Regions from separate parts of the Mus musculus genome. Here all the other regions are linked to region 2. The links are chromatin loops, found by intact Hi-C in ENCODE. Cell type or tissue: heart. All regions are shown on one strand. Links, peaks and the distances in the headings refer to the core of each region. The heading gives the core; the rest is flanking DNA. Region 1 holds the start of Scly (selenocysteine lyase). Region 2 holds the start of Ube2f (ubiquitin-conjugating enzyme E2F (putative)). Region 3 holds the start of Ilkap (integrin-linked kinase-associated serine/threonine phosphatase 2C).

Region 1 (7,393 bases), core at 1,300-6,299, 48 kb before region 2:
ACATCTGTGATGAGCTGGGGTGGTGGTACATGCCTTTAATCCTAGCACTCTGGAGGCAGACACAGGTGGATCTCTGTGAATTTGAGGCAGGCTTGGGCTACAGAGTAAATTCCCGGAAGCCAGAGCTACACAGTGAGATCCCATCTGCCTTGAAAACAAGACAGGCAAACATTTGTGATTCATGATTTTCACTTTTCTTGGCATTTCTACTCAAATATCAACAGAAAGCAGCTGGGATGTCACCCAGGCCAGCAACGGTCTCCCACTGTGTGCCCCACTTCCTGTTGACCCTTAATCTTCTTGGCCTTCTCTAGTGTACCCTAACAGAAGTTTGACTATACTACAGGGGACATTAGGCAGATGGCAATGTCCAGAAATAAGGCAACAGACAAGTTAATGGGTGACTAGCATCTGATCTGGAAAGTCTGTGTCACTGAGTTGCTGGGGAGCTTTCAATAAGCAACTGCTATGACCCACCAAACCCCTTACGGAGGGACAGAGGTACCAGTAAGACCTGGTGGCAGATCAGTTAGCTTGGGTCATCTTTAGTCCCCTGGCTGGCACTCATTTCCCAATAAACCATCATTAATGTGGCTTGTCTTAGTTACCCTAATTACACAGTGCAGGGCTGGGTGCGGGGCCCTTGCCTTCTGCTGATAAACATTAACTAGGAAGGCAAAGCATGATTAGCCTCCAAGTCTGTGGAGAAAATGTGGAATGCTGTCTTTTTGACTACTGACTTGAAGCAAATTATCATCCAAAAATGCAAAAATTTAAAACTCTACACCACAAAGGCAAACTAGAAAGAAGTAAGAATATAATTATAAGCCTGGCAGTGGTGGCACATGCCTTTAATCCCAGCCTGTGGGATGTGTAGTTCCTAGCTAGGATATCATACAGGGACAGAAGACTTTAAGAATCAAGTCAGGTATATAATTGTAACATGATGCTAATTTACATAGAAGACACTATGTAGACTTTAGTGACACAATGCTTAAAGATTAGAACGTAATTATTTTGTTTCCATTTTTCTAAAGTGTGCTTAAAAAAAAACTCTTGGGAATTCTGTTAAGCAATATAGGCATTGTACTAACTTTAAAGTTGAAAGAAAAATGAAAGTCCACCCCATTCCCAAACAAAACCATCTCATGTAAGCATACACTTTATATACCCCCACCCATTTTTGTTTGTTTTTTATTTGAGACACGGATTCTCAGTTTAGGTAGCCCTGGCTGTCCAGGAACTCACTTTGTAGACCAGGCTGGCTTTGAACTCTGAGAGCAGTCTGCCTCTGAGTGCTGGGATTAAAGGCACATGCCACCAAGTCAGGTTAGTATACACTTTCTCTAAGAGGCTTCTGGTTCCCTTTATTGTCATGGATTCTTCTAGATTACCTGACACATAGGAGCTGCTGGGGTTTCCCCAGGCTTCCTTCATGGCCTCTGTCACAGCCTGGATGACTTCGGGCTCTAGAGGTGTGGTGGCATTATAGTCCATATAGACCTTCCTGGAAGAGAGAATAGCCTGTAAAGTTTGGGGAGGCAGAGTATAGCAGCAATACTCTTTTGGGGGACCACAGTGAGGGTCTTCTGCATCTAGAGTGAAGGCCCAGGTAGGCTATTAGACCTCAGCTCTCCATGTTCTCCCTCCTGATGGGAGACACCATGGTTTCCAGTCACCCAGTAGCTGCCCCATACAAGATGGCCATAATCTCCCCTAGCATGAGGCTGACTGATGGCTGGAGGCCAGAGATGCGGCCCAACTCCAGGAAGGGAGGGAGGAAGGATCTGCCAATGGCTGGGGAGTCCCACATTCCCCTGGGTAATTTCCCAACAACTTGGAGCCATCTGCCCCTTCCAGTCCTCCAGGAACTGCCTCTAGGAAGGAGCTTTGTACTCATCTTTGCTGGAGGCTTCCCAGGGCTATGGCTGTCCCCTCCCTGGCTTTTACTGGGCAGGTCTCTCCCTGGGGCAACTTGCATTTTCAGTTTTTCTTGCCCCACCCCCACTCTACCTAAACTTTTTAAAGTCTGTGCTTCAGCAGATCTGTTTGGATGAGGCTCCAGGGTTCGATTGGAAACTGTAGGCCGCACGCAGCCTGGCCCTCTTCCTTCCCTCCCTCCCTCCCTGTCTTCCGCTGTGGACCCATTCATCATCTGACCCAAGAGTCACATGCTTAGTGTCCTCTCTAGGGAGCAAGTGATGAGCAGCTCCAGGAACAAGCAGGCTTTGTCTTCCTATGTAGGAACTTCATCCACAGGACACAGAGTTCAAAGCCCCAGAGACCCTCCCTAAGGAGAGTTATCTGCTTGTGTTCTCACCAGGGTCCCAGACCTTCGGAAATCTCTATGGTAGGCAATCGGGCCTGAAAACAGTCATTATTTCACTTGGTTTTACATCAAACCAGTGTTCAAGCCGATGCAGTGGTGAGCCAGCACACACTGCCCAACTATGTCCAGGGGAGCACGGCAGAACAGGCAGGAAGAAGCTTTCATCTCCTATCTTTGCTTTAAGTGCCACGCAGTCACCTGATCTTGCAAGGCTGGGCTTTGTAATGTGGACCTACCTGACCACCCTGGGGCTGGAATTCCCATTGCCGCAGGCTTTGCCTGTGTCCCAAGTCTGTTCCTTCCTAGAAATAAAGAGCCCCCAAAGTGCTGCACACCCATAGGCCTGCCAAGTGACTGGTTTTCCCATCTATAGCTTGGCCGAACTGGTTTATGGTTTGCATTTTATCAGCGATTGACTCTGTTATTAGCGGGCTTCCTAGAGAAAGTGAAACTGCTTAATAAACGTCTGGTATAGGCTCAAGCCACCAGGCTTAGGCCTTTATGAGACAGGTTCTCACTGTGTGATCCAAGCTGGCCTCCAAATCACAATCCTCCTGTCCTCAGTGTTGGGATTATAGGCAAGTTCCACCATATCGGAGAAGGCAGGAGTAGCCTGGACTACATATCGAGGCCTTATGGGGCTGAGGTGGAGGAGGGACCGGGGGTAAAAGAGAAAAGAGAAAGAAGAAAAAAATGAGATGGGGATGGAGAGGGGGCTTCTGGTATAACACATTCCTGGGTGGGAGAAGGCTGAGCCAGGACCTCCGGTTCCTTGCGCGCCAGGGGAGGAGGTCCCACAGCCCAGTGGACAGCAAGAGAAGGCAGGTCTCCCCCACTGTCCTGGTGCTCCTAGGGTTCCCGCCCCAAAGCCCACTTTAAACCTTCGGGTGGTCAAATGGGCCCCAAAGTCCCGTCCCCCCCCCCCGTTCCCCCCCGTCCCACAGCCACGCCATCCTAGACTCTAAGCAGCGGCGATTCTTGTAAAACGCAGATAATCGCGATTCGGCTGCCAGTTCCAACCTCCAGGAAGAGCCCATTCCCTGGGAAGAAGCCCGAAACGCGGGAGGATGATGTGGCCACACTCGGCACAGTTGTCACCCGTGGGCCCCCTTCTGCCCTCAGCTTGGGCGGTAGCCTGTTCTCTCCCGGTTCCTGTGGCCGGACGCTTCTGCGTGTCCCTTCCTCCCGCCTCACCATACACTCACTGAGGTCCCCCAGGTGTCCCTAGGCCCTGCGGGCTCCTTGAAGGGAGCGCACCTGTCGGGTAGGCTCTCCACACTGCCCAGCGCGCCATTTCGCGCCGCGTCCATCCCCCTGATCGCCGGCAGGTCACCCCAAGCCTGAGCGCCCCGAAGTCTCTGAATGGGCGGAGCCTCGGGTCCCGGAGTATCCGCATTGGCTGCGCTTCGCGCTTTGGCCAATCTGTGAGCCGCACGGGCCCTGCCTCCGCCCCTGACTGGTTGATTGGTCATGTGGGGTCAGGTGGCAGTGGGACGGAGCTGGAGACTACCTTAGTAGGGCCACCGCGCTGCCGGTCCTATCTAACCGGTCATCGGCAAAGCGCGCGCCGCTCATGGCGAGTCATCTGGGTGCTCCAGCTACTGGCACCGTGCTCTGGGAGCCCACCTCCCTGGGCTGTCACTAGTGACAGAAGGACCAGTGACTTCACCGGTCGCCGCAAAGTTCATGGAAGTAAAAGTGTTAGGATGCGCGGTGCAATGAGAGGCACCGCAGCAGCCAAGACTGAGCGCCTGGAAGGGTTGGCGGCTAGTGCTCGCTGGACATAGGATACCCCACATCCGCCTTCGCGAATGATTTAATTGCCTGAAATTAGGAAGTTATGTGTTGATACTTTTGAGGCGATCTAGATCAGAGGTGAGCTAAGCAGGGCTGTTAAAATTATGGAAGGTTATAGTCACTAGGCATGCACATGGTGCTCGTATGTAAGTGCAGACAGACGCATAAACAGACTCATACACATAAAAATCTTTTTTTAAACAATTGAAAGGCGTGAAGCAGGACAGTAGTAGTACTGGCCTTTCATCCCAGCCCTCCAGAGGCATAAGCTGGCCAATCTCTGTGAGTTCGAGGCCAGCCTGGTCTACAAAGTGAGTTCTGAACGTGTGTTTTATTTTTTATTTTTCAAGTATAATGCTAACTTTATTGTAAAATGAGATTCTCTGGGTGAAGCATCAGCAACACTAGTCCTGCCTGCCATTATGTGGATGAAAACAGCTAGACTTCTGTCTGTCAGTGAGACAGTAACAAGCACTGGATAGACATTGTAAGAAAACGGTGAACATGGCAACCGCTAATGCAGAGTGAACATTACCCAGCATGAAGTCAGTGAAAAACTGAACATGACTCTCATTGTATGGATTGAAATAAGAAAAAGAATATGGTAATTTTACCCATTACACTTTGTAAAATCAGAGACATGAATTTATAAGCAGTGCCTTTAATAAAGACGGTAATTTAATTTCAAATAAATATATTTGCTTTCTATTCCTTTATCGTGTATTTTATTATGTTTCTAGCTGGCAAAACCCACCCGATTATTGAACTCAGTAATAACCCAATCCATGATGCTCCATCTGTCATACATCTAACTCACTTTACATACACTGCAAGTTCACATAGCATCCCTATAAACTGCTAGAACCTCCCGAGCCCAGTGTGACTGGCCTTTTGGACAAGGCAAGGGAGGGTCCGTCTGAGCATCCTCAGATTCAGCCTGCTCTTCCCACAAGTGCCAACAAGGGGCAGCTCCTAGCTCTCCTGCTCCTCGTAGTGAGCGTAGCCACTGGCATAGGTCCTTCCTAAATTCAAGTTACTGAACAGATCTGATGACTCAGCATTTGAGTCCTTCCCATCTTCTTCCTCTTCATCCTCTGCTTCATCCTCCTCCTCCTCATCATGGTATCCAGTATCTCCATACTTGTCCGACGCATCATACCCTTCTTCTCCTCCAGTCTGCCTGCCAAATTTCAAGGAGCGTGTTGACATGTTAAGATCCTTTGTCTCCTGTGTTTCATGCCCACATTTAGGGCAAGGAGGTTGTTTTCCTTTTTCTTGCTTAAACACTTTGCTCCTTGTATGTTCATCACAGAAACAAGCCTTACAGCGGAGACATGAATGCTGGCCAAGTTGACTGCAGGAAACACATTTAAATGTTTCTGCTTCTAAAACTTGGCAGCTGGCTTGATGCTCAAACTGGTCATCTTCACAGAGAAAATTATGGCAAAACGAACAGCTGAATATTCTTCCTCCATGGTCCCATACCCCTTGCTCACATTCAGGCACAGGCATGGGTGCTAAGACACTTCCTCCCATGGCAAACCCAAGCTTCGCAGAAGTCACATATTGCACCCACCATAACAAGGCCAGTACTGTACACACCAGCATGCTTGATAACACAGTCTGAAGACTTCATCATACACTTTGTTTTCCCACACTGTGCACAAATTGGTAACTTCTGAACAGAATTACAACAATAGCAAAATGCTCTATTCTTCTGCCGCCTCTGACATTTGTCGCATTCCATTGAAGCATTGCATGGGTGTTTGGCTAGGTCGACAGTACTTCTTGATGCTCGCAGTTGTTTCTCGAGTTCTCGGCGGTTCTCTGCCTTCTTCCTCACACCGGTCTTTTTCTTTGGCATGTTCCCTTCTTTCGCAGTGGCCGAGGACGCAGAGGAGAGGGCGAGCCTGAACGTGTGTTTTAAAGTGTCACATTCACTCTGAAACCCACCCAATCTTCGTCAGCATGAAGAACTGAACACCTACTTAGCTGAATGATGGTTAAGTGGTGCTGAGCTGACTGCATCCCAGGCAGTCCTCTATGAAATTAGACTCGGGCTCCTGCTTCCCCTTTCTCAGATTCTCGTCTTTATCTTAGATGATGTGGACCATCCTGGGCCTTCACTTCCTGTCCTTAACATTGACTTTGTTATCACACAACAGCAATGTAACACACCTGTAACAGCTCCCTGGGACAGTTTGACACATTCTTGCAATTCCTGATGTTACACCAGACACTATAATGACACACATCATAGCTTTCATCATGTGGCTTGCGTGTAGTAGCCAATCGTCGAGCTCCAAACTCCTCCCGGATGCAGGTGTCCCATACACTGAACTTTGCCAGCTGTTGCAGAGGCCCAAGAGTGGCGCCATATACTTGTGGAATTCCCTGCTCAACCAGGTCTTCATCACCATCCCCCTGGGCTGTCAACCAACAGGAGGACAAGTGGCTTCGCCTGTTGCTGCTAAGTTGGTGGAAGAAAAGTGCTGGGATATGTGGGACAGCGACGGACACAGCAGCAGAGAAAGGGCTGGCAGCTAGTGCTTTGCTTGCCCACCAAGGGGTAGTGATGGACACAGCAGCAGCCGAGTTCCAGGAAGGGTTGGCGGCTAGGCTAGTACTGTGCTTGCCCACCAGCCTGAGCTTGAACTGGACCCGCAGCTCTCCCAGTAAGGCTGTCTTGCTGATCCTGCAGGATAGTGTGGGTAAGGCAAATGCACTCCGCAAAGGCTGAGGGGGGTGGGAGAGTGCAGTATGGATGGCTCCGCTACCTTCTAGATCCAAGGACACAGGACCGATTTTCCACTTTAGATCTCTTGTCTCTTTCCGCGGTGCTTTGCAGTCCTCAGGGCATAATACTTGTGGTTTTTTGATTATTTTTGTGGTAATAGTTATGGAACCGAGAGCTTTGCACACACTAAGAAAGCCCCAGTGTTTATCAAATCGACTACTACTCTGTTCTTTTAACATTGCTATGGTGGAATTATTTTTCATTATTTCACTCATTTAGTGATAGTGTACATGATTGATTGGTGCTCTATACATTGGTCCATCATGCTTTGCAGCATAGGGAAAAAAAAACATCGCTGTTCTTACTGAACTGATTCAAATCAAGAAAAAGGCTTACACATGGGCTCATCCAGGAAATTACTAGGTTTGTTGAAGAATGGCACATTCCTTCGGAAGAGCACCCTCAACATTCTGCCCTCTCTGGTGGCTGTAAAGGTGAGCTGCACGGCCCTAACACTTCTGTGGAGTTCC
Region 2 (7,393 bases), core at 990-5,989:
TGCTAGTTCAATCACAAGCAAGCCCCACCCGGTCCCATGCTTCCCAACAGGCACTCATTCACTAACCCCACTGGTTTCAAATGAGCTGAGTCCCCACAACAACAGGGCCAGGTGTGGCCTGGGTGTACAAGTCTCTAGGGCAGAAGGGACATATGATGCTTGCTTTCCTTCTCCCTCAGAGGAAAAGGAAAGTAGAAATTAGAGCAAATTAGAATACCCCAAACTGGACTCTTCCCGGGTTGCTTCCAGACCGTGTGAGTTTCAGGCTCTCAGGCTGTAACCTCCCTGGGAAGGACAGCAAAATAGAAAGGCAGGTGAGGTAATGCTCCCGGCTGCCTGCAAAAAGGACTGCTACTCACCCTGTAAGCCTTCAACTGTTTATTCTAACAGCAGCATTAGAGCAACAGAGCTGTTGGGCAGAAGGTACAGGCACTTCCCATGCACTGTTCTCTCCATTCTCATTATCAGCATTCCCTACAAGGTTTTATTTGTTCTAACTGATGGGCCCTAGTGAAGGCATTATCACTCAAAGTACAATTTACATTAGGATGTCAGCAATCCCTACCTCCACAATCTGCCTTCTGCTTTTATTACACACCTCCATCAGTCAGACACTCCTCATACCAACACTCCAGCAAGAGTAAATAGTTCAATATTTATATAATTTCTTTTCTTGTTTTAAAAGCATTTCCTTTACATACAGATCTGATAATTTCTCAAACAAAATTTAAAACTTACAGATGAAAAGTTTTACCTGAGAGGTCAAACTTGAGGCTAATACCATGAACACAAGAATATTCCTCTCTTCAGAATTAAAAAAAAAAAACCCTCAAATGCAACTCTTCTGTCTAGTTTCTCATGCCACCTTCTGTACACAGTATCCCTAGGGAAGGGTAGATTTCACTTTGTACCACATATCACAAAAACAAGAAAGTGAATATGATCTTCCAAACTATACATGACCCTGCCACACTAAGGACTCGTTACACTGGGCACAGTGGCACACACCTATAACATCAGTATTTGGTGGGGGTGGGGGGCCGCTAAGGAAGGAGGACTGGGCTACAAAGTCTAGCCTGGGCTACAAAGGAAGATCATGTATCAAAAAAGCAAAATAACAAAACCAAAAAAGTAGCACTTGTCTAAATGCACCAAATAATTCTTATATTGCATGTTAGTATGCATAAGCTCACAGTACTGAAATCTGGGAAAGATTCCTAACACTAATACACACAGGCAGGCAGGCATGAACACACTCACACCCTGGAACAGGCCTGGAGGGTGAATGTCCAAGACACAAGAAGCACTCACCACAAAAAAAAAAAAAAACCAAAAACAAAACAAAACTAGTTTTCCTTTAGATGTGTTGTAAGTATGGTCATGGCGTAGCCTATACGAAACACTGATCAGTCATGAAGTGATGGGGCATTCAGTCCTACTCTATAGTGGCTTCTCCTCAGGGGCATCTATATGAAAAGATGAGCCTAGTCAGAACACAAGCATCCTCAAGTCTTCACTAAGTCACTTCCCCCAAAGGGGCTTCAGCCCACAAGCTATCAAAACAGCAGAACATATGTAACAATGCTTTCCTGTCTTGGTTGCCACCTAGAATGATCCTGTCAGAAATTCCTCAAACAGGATCATGAGGTAGTGCTTTCTACCTTGGCCAAGTCTAAGTCCACTGTTACATGCTCAGACCTTGGGACATCAGGGGTGTCTGACAATGGTCCAAGATAACAACCCGACGTACCACTGGGACAGAGGTGTATGTTCCACATGAGGGCCATCAGGTTTTCACCTTTGATATCAGTAAGGCAGATGGTGAAAAGGAAAACGGAAAGGCATTCAGAGTTTGGCAGGCAGTCCCCTAGTGGTCACAACAGAGCTGCTCCTCACCCTATGGACCTGCACTGTGCTGCTCAGACCTGCCATGGCTGCCCACCGGCTCTCTTAATGCTCTCCACTGCTCTTCTACACTGGGCTTTATCGGAGGCAGAGGATGGGCGTACCCTGCTCTACTCTTCGAGGTGTAGATCCTAGCTTGTAATCTTCAGTAAGCTGTAGGCTTTTCCAATAGAACATGTTGTGCAAAGACTGTGCAGAGTAGAAAACAACACGAGTGGTGTCTCCACAGAAAACCCAACACGCATATTCTAAGGCAGGTAAGACTAGAGTATCCACCTATTTTTCTATCATCTGTATCACTTTCACTAGCATGGGAGGGAATAAACCAAAGTCTCCATTTGGAAATGTCCCCACAATCAGAAAATTAAATCTCCACAAAGGGATCAAACAAAAAAAAAATTACTCAAACTATCAAAAGGGTAGAAGCTGCCTCAGAATTCTCGTTCCCTCCTCAACACGTCCCACCTCTGGAAAACCCCACTTTGACCCAAACTTCCCTTTGCTCGAAAATCACACTGTGACTAAGGCAGTATTTTGGGAACCGATCAGCTATTCTGAACAGCATGCTCAGTTTCCAACTCCACAAGTTGTATTTGGCCCAGTTAGTTCCTCCTCTGGGTGGGACCAACTTTTAGGGCATCCAAAGAGGACTGCAACTTGTTATTTACCAGTCTCATCAAGTCATGTTTATTCAGCATTCCTATGTGCTGTGCTGAAATCAGGCTGGTGTGACCTATGCAGGGCCAGTTGGCTCACAGTGAGGCTAACTCCTCACTGACAGCTCCAATCTAAGCCATTTAAGAGAACTAGGGGCCACTAGGGCCGTTTAACCTTCCAAGCTGAAAGAAACAGATCGGGACTTAAACCGTACAGCATGAGTGTCCAAGGGTATCTAACCTGCCAGGCTTACTGACTGACCACTTCTGGAGCTCATCTTTGATTTTGGGTACTGAATATCAAGTTAATTTTGTCCAGGTACTCCTGTTAATTCTGTTCCTGAAGCTCCCCACAATCACTATCCTTAATTTCCTATGACTCTGCCTACTGCCCAGCTCCCCACATTCGGCCCAAACAGCTAGGAAGCCTCGGCACCAGGCCCAGCCACCTCACTGTTTTTCAACACCACCCTGCTCATTTCTGGAACCTTCGGTTCAATCTGATAACCAGGTCTTGGGATGCCCTCTTTCCCTTCACCGCCAAGCCCGACTAGGTTCTTAAGGAGAGCAGATTTTTACCCACAGGCCAAGAGCCCCTCCGGGAAGCCTTCCCCAGCAACTCCAACCCACCGGCAGCGCCGAGGAGTGGGTCCAATGCCCACCGGAGACGGAGGAAACTGAGCCGGCCGAGGAGAAGGCCACACCCCGGGTGACACGCCGCGGAACCGGGTCAGGGACCGAACCGGGCCAGGCGGGCCGGCCGCCCCTCCTCCCCGCCGTCGCCGTGGCGGGCCGCGTCCACCTCCCGCTTCCCTTCAGGGGCAGCGGCCTCCCCGCCGCGGCCTCGGCCTCGGCCTCCCGGACGGCCCGAGCTCCGCACCGTGACCTTGCGGGCGGCGGCACGGGGTCCGCCTCGGCCCGGCCCTCTAGAGCCGCCGGGGCTCGCTGCCCGCCCAGCGCTTCCCGTCAGCCGCCGACCTCGCGGTCCGGCCTGGCGCTCGGCGACAGGAGCCTCGGCCTCAGTCCAGCCCGCGCGACCAGCTTACCTGAGCACCGCGAGTCAGGCGAGGCGAGCCGGCACCCAAAACCATGCCCGGCGGAGCAGCGGCACTGAGTCGCGCTGGCCTTCACAGCCGCACCGGCTCCCGGCGGCGAGACCGGAAGTGGCGGGGCGGGGACTGCGCCGTGACCGCAGTGGGCACTTTAAAAAAAAAATTCAAAGCTACAAAAGAACTTTATTGGCAGCTCCACTCGTGGACAGTCACAGGACATACACAGGTCAACTAGTCGGCCCTCGTTCATTGGTGAAGAGCACGGCCTGAGGGTGGGCCATGTGTCAAGACCTTTGCTGATTGGTCACCGAAGCGCAAGCATCCCCGACCGCCTAGCGGCCTTCCGGTTTGTTTCCATTCATTTAGCGGCTTGCTTCCCTAGGAATATCGTACTAGTGCAGTGCCTGCTGGTGGAGCTAAGTTCCTGTGCCCGGCACCATTCCTGAACGCAAAGAATCCGACCGGTTTGCAGCTGCGTTAAGGCCATGGGATAGTTAGAGGTGGCTGCTGGGTGTGAGGACACTCTTCCTGCTCCTTATTTTTTTAATTTCTCATATTCCTATATGCACTTTTAAAAATCTACTTCAGGCCGGGAGTTCCGGCGCATACCTCAGTCCCGGCGCTCAGAGACAAGAGGAAGGCCTGGTCTACATAGTGAATTCCAGGACAGCCAGAGATATGTAGAGAGACCCTACCTCCTGAGGCCTTGGGGTTCCATGTGCAGCATCCTACTTGCAGCTCGTGTGGTATGCATTCTCAGTCCCTGTGGGACTGGAGATAGCCTACTTTGGGAGAGAATTCGGCAAGACTCCTAGAGAGGTAGGGCCTTGGAAAGAGGATATTTTCTGTGGAAAAGAACAAGGAGCGTCAGGTTTCCAGTGATTTTCTTAGCAATTCTGGGGAATGAATCTCAGGAGGTCTCACATGCAAAGCACTACCTTTGAGCTACCCGCCCCCTCCCCCCGCCTCCCCCCCCCCCCCGTCTCCCCCCTCCCCCCACACCCTAGACCCTAAGATTTCTTTTGAAATGAGGCACTTGGGTTCAGGGAGTAAAGCGTTTGTCAGCATGAGGACCTGTTTCCAAACTCGGGAAGATGTGAGGCAGAGGAGTCCTCAGATTAGGACCAAGTACCCTGACTTCCATTGAGGGGAAGAGATCCCCCGCAGAGCTGGGTTGCACATAGGAGTTGGAGGCCAGCCTAGATAACATAGAGTTCCAAACAAGCCAAGGTTACTCAATGAGATCCTGTAAACACAAACAAACAAAAAAGTGGAAGAAAGTTATCCTTTGACCACCCCATGTGGCACATGGCTACACACGCTCAAGCTTCCATCAGATACACACTCCTGCACAGATAGAAAGGGTAAAAGGCAGCCAGGCCTAGTGGTACACGGCTTTAATTCTAGCATTTGGGGAAGCAGAGGCAGACCTGCCAGACTGGTCTACATAGTGAATTCCTGGGCAACCTGAGCTACATAGTGAGATCCTGTCTCAATAAACAAACAAATAAGGCTTTTGATCTAAGGGAGGTTGCAAACACAGAAGAGATGGTACTGGTATTAATCAGCGTCCTCTAGAGTCACAGAGCTTATGGAATGTCTCTCTATATTAAGGGATTTTCATTGTGATCCAGATCAGAAACTTGTGTCTTCCAGCCTTAACATCTGGATCACGGGTGTGTCCTCCAATTTTGATTGTAGTTCATTCCAGATATAGTCAAGTTGATAACCAGGAATAGCCATTATAGTACTCAAGTGAACTCTTTATGACAAGCTGCCTCATTCTTTCAGGAAAACACCTTTGCTCAGCTAACGCTTGTCTTGTTTTCCTAAGCTTAAACAGCACTTTCTTACGGCTCCTCACCCCGGCACCCCCTCTTGCTCTCCCCGCTCTTCTTTGGACCCATGGCAGGTGTTCAGAACCAGTGTTATTGGGCAAGTACTGCATGAGTTTGTGCAAAGTTCTGGTGAGAAAAGATAAGGGCTTGAAGAGGCAGATACAGCTGGAACAGCTGAACCAATACGCCTGACTCTCAACATTGCAAAGAGATGAGTCACTTCTAGGTCCATTTCATAAGGGAGCCTCATGTGTTCACCTAAGACTTACCAAGAGCCTACTGGTTTATATAGTCCTCACAACAGCCCTAGTTAACAGTTTTCTGTTAGCTCCAGCTTTCAGGAAGCACAGAAGTATTTTGCCCAGCATGACTGAACTTGAATGTGAATCCAGCCCATCTGTCTCTGGCATTCAGTCCCAGAGACAGGCTACTAATGAACAGCAAGGAAAGAGACAAATGACTCTTAGAGACAGATTGAATGGATCTCTGTGGGTTCAAGGGCAGTCTGGTCTACAGAGTGAGTTCCAGGACATCAAGGGGGGTACACAGAGAAACCCTGTCTCAAAACAAAACAAGCAAAGAAACAAACAAAACAAATAAGAAACCAAAAAAGCAAGCAAACAAACAAAAAAACCCAAAGCAACAATGTCAACAACCCCATCAGCAGCAGCATAACAGCCATGCCACCTTTCACAGTTTAGCTCTCTCACTCTCTCACACAGTTTAGTGAAGGACTTCTGTTTCTTAGGGGTGGGGAGTGACTAGCAGACTGCTTTAAAAGCATGCTTGTCAAGCTGGGCGTGGTGGCATATGCCTTTAATCCCACTTGGGATTAAAGCACTTGGGAGGCAGAGGCAGGTGGATTTCTGAGTTCAAGGCCAGCCTGGTCTACAAAGTGAGTTCCAGGACAGCCAGGGCTATACAGAGAAACCCTGTCTCGAAAAACCAAAAAAAAAAAAAAAAAAAAAAAAAAAAAAAAGCATGCTCGTCATATACTCTGGATCCTTGGGATATGTTGGTTTACTGGAGAAATGGGCTTTGCAAATTTGAATAAATTGAGGCCCCTGAATTGGGTTTGTCTTGAATTTTTCAAGTGAGTCTACTGTAACTTCAAAGGTCCTCATGTGACAGAGGCTGTCAGTCAGGGCAGCAGGGGGAGATGTGAAGATGTAAGCATAGTTGTTGCGGTAATTCTCCAGCCCAAATAACACCCGGCAATGAAAACATGACTCAATTAATATGAATACATGCTGTGTGCCTAGATTGAGCAGATCTAGCGCTACACTACCATCTTCCACACCTACGAGACCCCTTAGAACTTGCGGTTTCTCCAGGCTTCCGCTTCACTTTTCTTCTTCTTCTTCTTCTTCCTCCTCCTCCTCTTCATCCTTTCCCTCTCTCCCAACCTTCTGCTCCACCTTCCCTTTATCTGCCCAATCGTCAGCTCTCCCTTATTTTACAAATTAAGGGAGGAAGCAGGTTTACATGAAATCACTTGGTTACTGATCCTTGTTCACAACCCCTCCCAGGAGAACAGAATTAACATCAAATATAATCAGCCCCAGGGCTATCTGCAACACAGAGTTGAGCAATTTAAGGGGCATAAGAAGGACACATGCTCCACTAGGTTCATAGCAGCCTTATTTATAATAGCCAGAAGCTAGAAAGAACCCAGATGCCCCTCAACAGAGGAATAGATACAGAAAATAAAATAAAATTAAATTAAAAAAAGAAAAAAATATATACATTTACTTCTCAGTGTTATGCTTTTAGCCTACACCCTGTCTTAGTCAGGGTTTCTATTCCTGCACAAACATCATGACCAAGAAGCAAGCTGGGGAGGAAAGGGTTTATTCGGCTTACACTTCCATACTGCTGTTCATCACCAAGGAAGTCAGAACTGGAACTCAAGCAGGTCAGGAAGCAGGAGCTGATGCAGAGG
Region 3 (7,393 bases), core at 1,047-6,046, 150 kb before region 2:
GCTTAGCACCATGATCACACAATCAGGGCTGAACTTGTAACTTTGATGTGCACTTGATCACAGTTCACCAGTTGAGATGGTGGCACGCGTCTGTAATCCACCTGGAAGAACGTGGCAGGAGGATTGCTCCAGGTTTCAGGCCACCCTGGCCTACATGTTAAATTTTGACTTAGATTACACAGGACTTCAACAAAACACAAGCCAACTAAGATTACAACTATTGACAATATAGCTCAATATAGTCATAAAGATGGCTTTTGACCCAACAATCCAATCTTTGAGCATTTTCCAATAGAAATGAAAACCAGTGTGCACCAGGTGGACATAGAATGCTCATAGCAGCACTGTGGGTAACAGCTCCCAGACAGCTCGGAACCTCCATGGTCACTAAGAGCAGATAGACGAGGAGTGCTGTGCCTATGTAAACGGATGGATTACAGTTTTGACAATGTGGCTGAATGCCACAAAGATGATGTTGAAGGAAAGTCAGTTGAAAGAGCATGCTGTATGTTGCCCTGTGGTTTTCCACTCATGCAGTTCAAGTCCAGGCAAATTCCAGGGCCGAGGGCTAACGGCAACCTCCTCAGGAGGTCATGCCTGCTTTGTGTGTGTGTAGACTGCACAGAATCTTTTATTCTGGATCTTTGTTATATGGCTATGTGTGGTTTATGAAAGTCATTTAGCTTTATGATTCATGCACTTGTCTGTAATTAGAATTTGACTTCAAAGTTTAACCACACACATGTTAGAATGGTTAAACTCCAGAGGACTGAGAACAAATGTTGGCATGCTGGCATGCTGGCACAGATACAAAGAGCAGGCACTCCCAGGATGGGTGGGAAGGTAAAATGGAACAACCACATTGGAACACACTGATAATTTCTTCCAAAACTAAATATGCTTTCATTATATAACCAAACAAACATACTCTTCTCGTCTAGTCAAAGAAGCAGAAAACTTAAGTCCACACCAGTGTCTGCACACGGGCATTGTGACGCCGGCCATTGCCTGGCAACTTGACTGGATTAACAGATGTCTACAGAATTAGTAAAATGCATAGTTGGGGGAGGGCAGGAGAGTGTGTGCTTTCTGAAACAATTAGATCACAAGATTCTGACCTAGTGAAAGTTTTAACTCATTGGCAGGTTTAACATTTTAATAGATTGTTGGCAGGTGGTAGGATGGTGGGAAGTGGATACTGAAGAAAGTAGGTGACTGAGAACTTGTCATTTTGGATTATGTTATCCTGGTCCCTTTCTGATGTCCTTCCACTCTGTTTCCTATACATCATGAACTGAAGACCCTCCCCTATCACATACTCCTATTGCCATGCTTTCTGCCCAAGTATCTTAAGTCAAGCAACAGACTAAGGAAAAGATTTGTAGGAGAGAAAATGAAATCTGTCAGGGAGTTGAGGTACTGTGATTACCCATAACCCGTTCTTGGCACTTAGTGGAACCCAGAGATCTATTGGTGGTAGGAAAATTAACGAGTCATGTCCAAAGGTGCAGCAGTTCAAGCCTGGTGTGCATGGAGATTATGAAGGGAAAGAGAACAGAAGAGAACTTAGGGTCAGGTCAGAATTCCAATTGCCAGGGGTGGTGACAGAGATTTATATATAGTCCTAGCACTGGGGAGGTAGAGGCATTGTGAGTTCAAGTCCAGCCTGGCCTACTGAGCAAGTTCTTGTCTCCACAAAAGATTTTATTTAGCAGCCAGAAGTTGAGCTGTAAACCAGGTAGAGATGGAGTAATGATTAGAGATGTCCATACATATGAGGGAAAGACAGGCCACATGGCAAACACTGCCAGAATTCATGTGGAATGGTGGCCGACGAGTCTATTTGCAGGAGTGGGAAATCAAGTTTAGTGTGGTGATTTGAATATGCTTGGCCCTCAGAGTGGCACTATTAGGAGGTGTGGCCTTGTTGGAAGAGGTGTGATCTAATTGGTGGAAGTGTGTCACTTTAGGGGTGGGCTTCAAGACCCTCCTCCTACCTGCCTGAGGAAAGTCTGCTCCTGGCTTCCTTTGGATGAAAATGTAGAACTCTCAGGTCCTCCAACGCCGTGCCTACTTGAATGCTGCCATGCTTCCTGCCATGATGATAAAGGACTGTATCTCTAAACCTGTAAGCTAGCCCCAATTGTTGTCTTTTATAAGAGTTTCCTAGGTCATGGAGTCTGTTCACAGCAATGGAAACCCTAAGACACTTAGCAAGAGCTGCTTTAAAAACATAGTGATATCAAGTTGGGATGGGCTGAGAAGTGTATGAGATATATGGACAAAAGACAAAGTGCTGTTATTTCAAAATCCTACATCTGTCAAGGAAGAGACAGTTCTGTCTGAGTGCAGTAAAAACTTCAAACAGTGGCTTGGAGGTCAGCTGGGTGGATCCACCTATTGCAGCTAGAGAATATCTGGTCTACATTTGCAAGGAAGCAATGACTTGTTACCTACTGCACCAAGAAGTCCACACAACACTGGCAAAAAAACCAAAAACAACAACAAACAAAAAAAACAGGTAAGGTGGTGTTGGAAAGGGCTGGTAGGATTGGGGTGTGTAGTCAATAAATTTGGGTACCTTTAAGGAAGTGAAGTCTTTGTGGATTGTATGGTAGGAAGAGGAATTAATTCCATGAGTGGCTCTTTTCTGAGACCAGGGAAAATACACAACACAACTTTGTAATTGGTAAAGCGTCATAAATTTGGTGGCTGAGATGAGGGATGTTTGTCACTTTTGTGGCTTGGCCAGTGATGGTGTTTTTTTCTGGTCTCTATCCCAGTGGGACAGCTGAGACCCCGCTGGGCGCCATCCTGCTCCCGGGCGGTCAGAAGGTGCTTTGCCTGCTCGGTCACACAGGGAACAGTGGACAGGTGCAGACCCGCCTCTCCGGCCAAAAGCCTGTCTGGATGTCAGGCTCGGCGCCACTCCTCCCTTCTTTCCGGGGAAACGCCATAACAATTTATCACGGGACCTAATGCCCAGGCCAAGAGCGCCCGTGCGCTTGCGCAGCCCACCCCCGCCCCGCCCCCGCGCGTAGCACTCTGGGGCGGCGGCTGGGCGGCGCGCGATTGGCAGGGTCTCCCGCGGTGAGTGACGGCGCCGCCGCCGCCGCCGCCGCCCAGGGTAGCGCGGAGCCTCCGCTCCACTGCCCCGCCGCCATGGACCTCTTCGGGGACCTGCCGGAGCCCGAGCGCGCGCCGCGGCCATCTGCCGGTAAGCGGCGCGGGGGAAAAGGGCGGCGCCGGGATGCGCTGCCTCCGCCATCTTCGCGCCACCGCCGCCTCAGTCTCGGCCTGTGGCTCCCGAGGCCGCAGCGACCGCGCGGTCCCTGTCCAGGCCTCGCGTGGCACACGCACGAAGTCCCGCGCCGAAGGGTCGGGGCACTCTGGCTTTAATTTGGCTACAGCAAGACTCCCAGCGGAATGTCCTGGTCCCGGGCCTGTTTGCGTCCTGGAAACCCCGAGAACTTAACAAGTTTCCGACTTCCAGCCCCTTGGTGCGGGGCGCCTGCACAGCCAATGCAGGGCGCTACGGCTAGATAACCGAGGCCGGGGATGGGGGGTGGCGTCTGCAGCCCACGTTTTGGGAAGGTCTTTGGCACGGAATAGGAAGGTGAAGAGGACCCAGCCTTTGCCTTCAGAGAGTTCAGTTCTGATCGCAGAGGCATAGGTTAAAAACCGTGGGAAACGCCAAGCGTCCGGAGTAACGGTACCCGAAGACTAGTGAGAAAGACCTGGGAAGGAGGCGGCCTTTAGCGAGGGCTTCGGCTGATGGTTTCCAGAGATTCTAGGCAAGGAAACAATGTTCAAAAGTGGGAGGGCTCAGATCTCCAGCTTGGCAGAGCGGGACGGGCTAGCATGGAAGAATGCTGGAGCTTGGGGTTATGAGAAGGTATTGACCTGTCCTCTTCACACCTGTGCTTTGGTTTTTAACCTGCGCACCTCCAGACTCCTGAGATGCTTTGTAGTGTCCTCTTTTTGCAGTTGTTCCTGGTAGTGGCACCGTTACGTACCCCCACCAACCACTCTGATGGTACAGAAGCTTCTAAGTAACTAGGCCTTGAGACTGAGTTTGATTCAGCCATGCTTTTTGAAGATAACCACCGTTACAGTTGTGAGTAAAGCTGGCCTCATACAGGCAGCCTTGCATCTGTCACTGGAGTATAACCTGTGTCTGAATGTGCTCGGACCAGAGTTTGGATTGCCAGATGTGCCTAGAAATCTGTCATCATTAGTAGTCCCTATTGCTTTTTATCCAAAGTTATTTTGGGTCTTCTCCGTGGTCAAGGCTCTCTTGACATGACCTAAAACCTTAAACTCAACTTGGGACTTAGCAGATACATGCGTTCCCCATGCCCCTTCCCTCCCTCCCTCTCTCCCCCTCTCCCCCCCAAACATATTGAGTAATCTGAAATAAACTCACTCCTATCCACTACAGGGGGTGGGGGAGACACAAAAACACATTCCAAGAATAATTATGTGTTTTGAAGAAACTGAGGTCACAAGACTCTTGTCTTGTTTTCTCACAGGCACTTAGAATTCTCCTCACAGGACTCCATTCTCAGACCATGTTCCGACACCATACTTTGCTTTAGTAAATGGTGTTGGTTGTTATGTAGTCATAAGAATAAGACTAAATTGCATACTGACCCTGCTCATGCATGGGTAAGTATAACAAATTTTCCAAAATAGTACTGGGAGCAATTAAGAAATAAGTCTAGTCATTTTCACATACTATAGGAAGATGTGTGGACAATGGAAACTGCTGTGTCTTCAGATCAAGCTTTGCACTGCCTTTGACCTTCAGGAACCGCTGGCAAATGTGTGTAATAAGTGATGCCTCCTGCAGATACTATGTGGAATAAAGAGAACCTGTGCGTTTGGTAGAATGCATGGCCCAGGTTCGATTCTATGGTCAGGGATTTGTAGATGATGGCTGGTGACATCCCTAGGATCTGCACTGTAACCACAACATAAAGGGACAGTTGTACTGATTCTGTAGAAAGTATGAGGTGTGTGGCATATGGCGCCACCACTCAGCACAGCAGCCATGTTTTGTTTCATTCTTTTGGTTGTGTGTTTTTTTTGTTTTTGTTTTTTTTTAAGTATCACATCTTATCTTCATACCCACAAGACAAATTTTTATAACCTGGAATAAGTATGTAGAAAGTATGTGTTTTATGTCTACAGATATTGTACTGAATTCCAGCTTCACTCCAGGACTTAAGAGATTTTGATAGTTGAGTATATCAATTTAAAATAACAATCAATCTTTTGCAGAAAGGAATTATACCTATTTTCTATCAGTAGTGGAACTTATAGATACATAAAATGCTGGCATAGATTGTTTGGTTACATAGAGTGGTTCACTTGTTTGCTTGTTAGAACATTTTGTTCAAAGCTGCTGGTCAGGCTAGAGCGAGAGCACATGGTAGAACACCTGCCTAGCATGTGTAAGGCCCTGGGTCCAGAGCTGGTACCAAGACAAAGCACCTGATGGTCAGCCTGGCGCTATTACTCAGCGCAAGAGCACATACTTAGCATGAAAAATCTTGAGTCTAGTCCTTAGCACCTCAAATAAAACTGATGTTTAATTGTCAAGGGCTATTTGCTCACCAGAGTAACTTAAACGTATGAAATTTAGGAGCCGGGGTGAAGACACATGTCTATAATCTCAGCAATTAAAGTATGCGGACATAGGCTTTTAGCCTTTACACACACTCGTATATACACCCACACAGTCACATGAGTATTTATTTGAGAAATGGAAATACAAACATAAAGGTTAAAATATCAGAAGAAAACATTACTTCTAGGACTTAGTGTATATGCAAGAAAAAAAGTAAGTCATAGTTAAGTGAATTGAGGAAAGAATGACAATATATGTTTTGAAGGGTTAATATAGTTATGCATAATGATTGAAAGATTCACAAGATCAATAAAAAGACAACCCCTTAGTACATATCTTTAATCCCAGCACTTACTAGGCAGAGGCAGGTGAATCTCTAAATTCAAGGCCAGGCTGGTCTAGCTCTACAAAGAAGTTCCAGGACAGTCAGGCTACATAATGAAACACTGTCTCCAGAAGACAAATGACAACTCTTATCATAATATATAATATCCAGAAGATGGAGTGCCTGGATAAATGATGGGGAGGAGGGGATGGTAATACAAGCTGTGATTGGAAAGGTGCACACTTCATTCCCGTTGGTGTTATGGATCAAAGTTGCATATTGTCTGGTGGTAGCTGACAGCTGTAGTTCACATAGTTTGGATTTCTGTTTATTCAAAACAGTGCAAAATTTTGGCTAATGAAAAGTTCCATAGTATAATAAATGACCCACATCCATTGTCTAAGATCAAATGTAGTATTTATAACCTATAGGACATTTTAAAGGATCCAGACACAAACATGTTTGACCATACTGATGATCTGCAGGATGACTAAAGAGGTCCTCATGAGCCAGCTTGGGGTTGTGCTGTAGAACTGTAAGGGTAAGTGTGGTCTTGGTTGAAGTCCAAGACAGCTGCTCAACTAGAGCCCACCCTGGGAATCTGCCAGCTGGGTTTGAGTCTCCACTCCCCATAGCCCACTCATCTTGGGCAGGCGTTTGGCCTTGGTGTCTCAGCTTCCTTCTCTTGGAGTAGTAACAGTACCTTATAGGATCCTTATAGTAATCAGTTGAGTTAAAGCATTTAGAGCCCTTAGTATAGTGCTTTACAAGCAGTGAGAATTTCATCTTACAGCTCATTCTCAGTTGTGGCCAGTAAGATGGGAAGGTAGTCTCTCTTTGTTTAATTAAGTACCTCTGGTGGCATTCTAGGGTGAGAGAGAGCAACATACTGTCCATTAGTGACAGTGCTGTTTGAACACTCAGTGTTATGGCTGAAGAGGGACTAGACTGGCATGAAGCAAGACATCTGCTGTGAGGAGTGCCTGTGAGAACTGAAGATACACCTGTTAGCTATGCAAAGACTTTTCCTGTTGAACAACGGTAGTGGAAAAACCATGCTTAGATGAGGAGGGCTGCTGCTCAGGTTGGCCTCCATGCTGTAATTTACATGTCCCTATCCCTAAGAGGCTGGGCCCGCTGCTGTCATGGCCCACTGAATGTCCTAATTATCTAATTTTTAAAAGACTTATGTTATATGGGTGTTTTGCCTGTGTGTATGTATACCACATGTGTGTCTGGTGCCCCCAGAGATCAGAGGACAGTGTGGGATCCCCTGGAACTAGAGTTATGGATTGTTGTGAACCACCATGTGGGCGCTAGGAATTGAACATAGGTCTTCTGCAAGAGGAAAATTACTGAGCTATCTCATCATCCCCAACCAGATACAGTTTTGAGTGTCCGGGGGAAGGGTGTTTTGATTTTTAGACCTTTGGAAG

Evidence for each region. Peaks named below come from ENCODE experiments on the same cell type or tissue, not always from the same donor. Only the 100,000 strongest peaks of a DNase experiment are listed, where the experiment ranks them.
Region 1: it touches region 2 in a loop (3-fold over the local background); 10 of 42 quality-filtered maps call a loop at or near these places.
Region 3: it touches region 2 in a loop (2.5-fold over the local background); 2 of 42 quality-filtered maps call a loop at or near these places.

The regions. Positions count from the first base shown.
Region 1 is chr1:91,294,642-91,302,034 of GRCm38, reverse strand. It overlaps Scly (selenocysteine lyase), which reads right to left and starts at 3,697. Exons shown (of 12, transcript NM_016717.3): 1 at 3,587-3,697; 2 at 1,395-1,507. The coding sequence starts at 3,639. It also overlaps the pseudogene Gm7785. In heart, for the core only: a CTCF peak has its summit at 3,653; DNase peaks (open chromatin) are centred at 1,784 and 3,774; H3K4me3 peaks cover 1,889 bases; H3K27ac peaks cover 2,112 bases.
Region 2 is chr1:91,246,652-91,254,044 of GRCm38, reverse strand. Ube2f (ubiquitin-conjugating enzyme E2F (putative)) reads right to left here and starts at 3,741. Exons shown (of 10, transcript NM_026454.4): 1 at 3,608-3,741. In heart, for the core only: CTCF peaks have their summits at 1,868 and 3,974; DNase peaks (open chromatin) are centred at 3,224 and 3,884; H3K4me3 peaks cover 3,143 bases; H3K27ac peaks cover 2,506 bases.
Region 3 is chr1:91,394,475-91,401,867 of GRCm38, reverse strand. Ilkap (integrin-linked kinase-associated serine/threonine phosphatase 2C) reads left to right here and starts at 3,045. Exons shown (of 12, transcript NM_023343.3): 1 at 3,045-3,217. The coding sequence starts at 3,163. In heart, for the core only: no CTCF peak of the experiment used is centred there; a DNase peak (open chromatin) is centred at 2,977; H3K4me3 peaks cover 2,183 bases; H3K27ac peaks cover 2,023 bases.